2 separate regions of the Homo sapiens genome follow, and region 2 is linked to region 1. A link is an interaction called in ENCODE POLR2A ChIA-PET data of the cell type or tissue named here. Cell type or tissue: CD4-positive, alpha-beta T cell. All regions are shown on one strand.

What was found. ChIA-PET counts read pairs that join two places held together with the same protein. Peaks named below come from ENCODE experiments on the same cell type or tissue, not always from the same donor. Only the 100,000 strongest peaks of a DNase experiment are listed, where the experiment ranks them.
Region 2: POLR2A ChIA-PET joins it to region 1 with 6 read pairs; 9 of 35 experiments call an interaction of 5 or more read pairs at or near these places.

Annotation. Positions count from the first base shown.
Region 1 is chr20:59,122,017-59,124,516 of GRCh38, forward strand. It overlaps a transcript of ZNF831 not described here. Among named protein-coding and RNA genes, the nearest start is that of ZNF831, 41 kb to the right of the region's middle. RefSeq lists an enhancer at 11-560. In CD4-positive, alpha-beta T cell, no CTCF peak of the experiment used is centred here; DNase peaks (open chromatin) are centred at 55, 315, 655 and 1,245; H3K4me3 peaks cover 2,145 bases; H3K27ac peaks cover 2,500 bases.
Region 2 is chr20:58,883,692-58,886,191 of GRCh38, forward strand. All of the region lies in intron 1 of LOC101927932 (a long non-coding RNA gene), which reads right to left. It also overlaps a transcript of GNAS not described here. Among named protein-coding and RNA genes, the nearest start is that of GNAS, 6.5 kb to the right of the region's middle. In CD4-positive, alpha-beta T cell, no CTCF peak of the experiment used is centred here; no DNase peak of the experiment used is centred here.

The sequences.
Region 1 (2,500 bases):
TGGAAGGTCACTGACTTTGAAAGCGCAAGGTATTCTTGTTGCCATGGATACCCCCATTGAGACATTAGAGTGCAAAGAGAGAAACCTAGTGTTGCCTTGACAACAGGTTTGCAAATCCGAGTCTGGTAAAGCAAAAGACTACAAAGAACAGGAAGAATCAGGAGGAGGGGGAAATTAGCCTAAAGAAGCTTCCCTTCTCCCAGCAAAACAACAACTTGCCTCCATGCAGTTTGAGAGTCTGTTAGAAGAAGCACTGCCTGAATGGGGAGCTATAAAGTGAACAACAGGAAGCCCTTCTCTTTTCATGGCCCATCTCCACAGCAGGAGAAAAGTCTCACAGCCAGGGAGCAGCATGCGGCACTGTCACTAAGTGCCTCCTTCAAGAGTTCACAATTTGCTCTCAGCCAAGCTTCATTCCAAGAATGAGAGTTTGCTCAAGCTGGAAGGGGTCTGAACAGCATCGAGTCCCTTACTCATCCTCTCCATCAGCTGGGAGGGAAGCTGAGGTCCTGAGAGGGAAGAGGGCTGCTCGCAGTCAGTCTAATGTGCCATTAGGATTTTAGTCTAGTCTAGTGGGTAAGCATTCAGGGCCCGGAGTCAGACAGACCTGAGTACAAGTCCTAGTGACACCATTTACTAGCTGTGTGACATTCTGCAAACCAGCTGACCTCGTAAACTCTTTCTGTAAGATGAGGATCTCACTAATGTCAGCCTCAGAGGGTGGTGAGAACTCAGTGAACTAATGCATGAGAAGCACTTACACAGTGTCTAACCTGCAATGAGCTTGCAATAAATTGCGTGTTATTCTTTCTACTATGATCATGTCACTCTGCCTCTACTCTTCAGACTCATTGAAGTAGTACCAAGGAGGCTCAACTGGATCCAGAATCTCCCTCGGGAGGCTTGGTGGTCCATTTTCAGATGCCCTGTGTCATTTTCTGTATCATACAATTGGATGTCACAGTTTCTAATTTTCAAAGCCATTGCATTTTCTATTTCCTCTTCCCTACAGCTTGGCTGGGCAGGCAGGTGGGGCAACACTAGCTTCATTTTTTTTTTTTTCACTTTGTCAGGGAGGAAATTGAACCCCGGGGAGGTTTGACGATCTGCCCAAAGTCCCTGGGAAGTTTCCGGCCGTTCTAGGGCTAAAGCTCAGCTCTCTCGACTGCATCTCCTTCCCACCCCCATGTGGCTACCCCCATAGAATGGCGCATCCACGTAGATGGCCCAGATGTTGGGTTTAAGGGAGAGAGAGAAAGGAAGTTTGGGGCATCTGTTTATGAGAGAAAATCGTCAGCCGTGCGTGGAAATCTTATGCATAGCAAATAAATGATGGGCAAATACCCACTTGCATATTCAGAGGCACATTTCAGATGTGAACATCCTGTCTCACCAAAACAACCCCAGCTAAGAAGTTCCGTCGGGGGTGGAGGACTTTTTCCAAGCCTTTGTTTCTGTGGAGTCTCTGTGCATGGCCTGCTGTGATGAGGTAGGGGTTGACCCAGAAGTCTAAGGAGGCCACCACCCCGTAGGAAAGAGGAGCCAGCAGACAGCAGCGCCGGGGGTTATTGGGGACCCCCAAATGGGGAAAGGTAGGGGTGTAGACAAAATCAGCAGCCCTGTCTGTATTTGACAAGCAGGGCAAGGAGGAAGAAAGCTCAAGGAGAGCGATGTGGAGGTGACTCGATGACAGGGTCAGTGCAGGTGAGGGGAGTGGGCTACCCATTAATTCCCAGGAGCATGGTGGTCTTCCCAGCCCAGCCACACAGCTGCTAAGGGATCTTGCTTTCTGAGGAGTGTCTCTAATCGGGGCATTTGATTTACAGCAGCATTTCTGGGCTCCAATCAGGCATCTCATCCACAGAACATAAACCAGATTAAGAAGCTCTCTGAAGCATATTTGAAGTCAGTGACAGTTGAAAGGATATTAAAGTTTTGACTTCAAACTAGCTTAGCCAGGGCACACGGAGCAGGCAATACAGGTCTTCCTCCTGCCAGGAGAACCTTTACCATTCCCCGTGAAGGTCAGGATTGTTGGTTCAGGTGCGGGGACAAGGTGGGGTGGACTCCTACGCAAAATAATCTGTGTTGGTGGCAATGTCAGGTGATCCTCCAGCAGCTCAGGAAAAATAAACTCTTCCTATGGCCGTTTCTTTTCCCTCGGTTCTGAACGGGAGGAGGACACTGGGATGCCTGTTTGTGTTCTATGACTCTAGCCTCTAGGGTCATTCCTCAGGCCCCATTGCCAAAGAAAAATCATGGCTGTGTTGGTGGTCTCATCTGGCCTCATATTACCATAGGCTGGCTGGAAGCACAGCTGGGTACAGAGTCTGATTTTGAACAAAACTGTCACCTCTTTTGTCCCTTGGCAACATCCCTCAGTGCCACATAAGGTTTGTTTTTGTGTACCTGATTCACCATCTGTCTCAGGGTTAGCAATCCAAGTTCTGAAATCATCTGGGCTTCACAAGCATGATTAGCTGTTGATCTGGCTTCTGTT
Region 2 (2,500 bases), 240 kb before region 1:
GGGCATAGCCCTGAGCTCCCCAGCAAATGCTGAATTTCAACCAACTGGAGGCTACATGGAAATCAAGCAGAGGAAGGCTGCAGTGGCCTTGGGAAGGAGAGTTAGAGCCTGTACGAAAAGAGGGGGCAGCCCTCCTCATTGGGAGCTGTGCAGACTGTGCCCCGATGGTTAGTTCCCCCCTCAAAATAAAAGCCAGGGAAATAGGTGGAGCTAAGCGGTAATTACACATTTTTCAATTTCAACTAAAACGTGTGGGCAAACACAAAACGATGAAAAGGTATCTACATTTCTAGATGAATTAAATGTGTGACTAATTATGTCACGTTAATTGCTTAATTCCTGGTTTACCAACAGCAGATGGAAGTGGGACTGGAGAGGGGGTTTTAGCTCTGAAGGCGAATGACACCTGAGGCCCAGTCTAAATCTCAGTTTTCCCAAACTGAGGCTAGACCATAACGGCAGGGCTGTTTGAAAATGATCACCTACATTTGGTTGGCAGGTAGATAAAATCTGAAGATGTAAAACTTCTATTTAGCAGTCGTTTCATTTGTATATGTCCACAAAGCAGCATTTAACTAAACAAAATGAATTGCCTGATTAATCCAGTGTTTTTAACTGTCTAAACTCCAATTCTATGGAGCTAAATTTGAAGAAGTGAATACCATGAAAAAAACCCTAAAATCTTTAAAATAAGAACAATTATAAAGGGCTTCTTTTATCTAAGGAAATTTTATTAGAACCTCAGGCCTCCTGACTGGGCTCAATATCACATCTCCAGGTGCACCAACTGCCTCTTATTTTTTCCTGTTGTCACTTGTTTAGTAAGATGTTGGATCAAAGTGTCATTTAAATAAGGCATCTTGTAAATAAGCAGGAAAGTAAACTGGTCCATGTCTATTTTTAACTAGTCTCCCTACATTATTCTCCATCCTGGATGAGTTTCCATCTTCAAGGCCAAGTTAAAAGTTCTAAGCAACAGGTTTTCCCATTACCTTAGTCCTCATGAAAATTTTTCCCCAAGGGAAGTGAAGGATATTTCAGTTTAGGAAAATTAGCTTTCCTGCCGTAGAGCGGCAAAACTCTTAAATATTTTTTTCTACTCAATTAAGAGCTCCATTAAGTGGGTCCATTGATCTGTTATTGATGTTGATGTACCTCAAAGAAAATGGAGCTTCCTCAGTCTTCTCCTGGATTTGACTTTCAGTTTTGGAGTTACTTGTGGAAGCTGCCGCCTGTGTTCTGCTGATGGGTCTGCCTTTTGGTCCTGCTAGTGGGTTTGTTTTCTGCTCCCTGTTGATATCCAAGTTGTGTGTCCACCTAGAATCTTCAATGAAGGGTAACATGTGCATCATATCATTTAGGCTTCTAAAAGGAACAAAGTAATACATGTCATCTCTTTTTGTTAGCTTCCCCCTTCTTGAGGTAGATGGTGGTTTTGTTAAAAGTCCATTCCTGCCCACGCTGGGGCTCATGGGGATGTGGTGAGAAAGGCACTGATGGCCTGGGGAATTGGGCGTCTGTCCACAGAGACCAGGAAGCCTCTCTCACAGATGGTGCCTCCCCATCAGAGAGTCAGGAAAGATCAAGAAGGGCTGCAAAACGTCCTCTTTGCCCTCATATTATGTGCCATGCTTTTAAGTAGATGTTTGAACAGCATCTCAAAGCCACTGGCTCAAGAAATTGGGTCCAAATACACTGGCCAATGTACGTCCACATTCTGTTTGAATTAGAGTATGTTCTGAATTAAAAACAGATCATTTTAAAATGAGTTGATGGATAATAAATAGGAAAATGTCATATGGCCATGTAGTTAATTCTTCAGTAATTGACTTCAAGTCTTCTGAAATGAAGTTTTATATCATGTTTAGTTTTGAATACAAGTTTAGGGTTACTTTATGGTTGGAGTTACTAACTAGTGAATATGACAAGAAAAAAAAATGTCCTAGATAATCACTACATTCGATTTCTAAGAACTTTTATGGTCTAAAGTAATAGAGCCTTCTTACAAGGATTAACTGAGACTAGGAAATGCTTTTTACAATTCCTGCTTTCATCATCTGCATGACATAGGCTTTGATATTCATTTGCAATAGCAGTTTCAGTCATTCTAGCTAATTAAAGTGCAGAACGTGCTTTGAAGACAGGAAACACTGTGGAAGTGCTAAATACTATTATTAAAACCTTACAGCTAAAGTTTCTGTTTCAGTGGAAACCTATTTATTGTTTCCTAGGCTATTAAAATAATATTATAATTACATTTGCTCTGGGCTCTTGGAAGACAACTTAAAATGACCCCAACTAATGAAAGGCCAAGGATAACATTCTTGTCCAAAAACTGAGTGACAGCATTAAGCAGAACAGTATTTTCAAGATTCTAAGCTGTAGCAAGTCCACTGCTTCAAAAGGTAGACAAGGCATTCTTACTCAGAAAGGAGGATACCCAGGGGCCAAGGAACACAAACTGCCTTTATCACCACGAAGCTGACAAGACCACAGAATT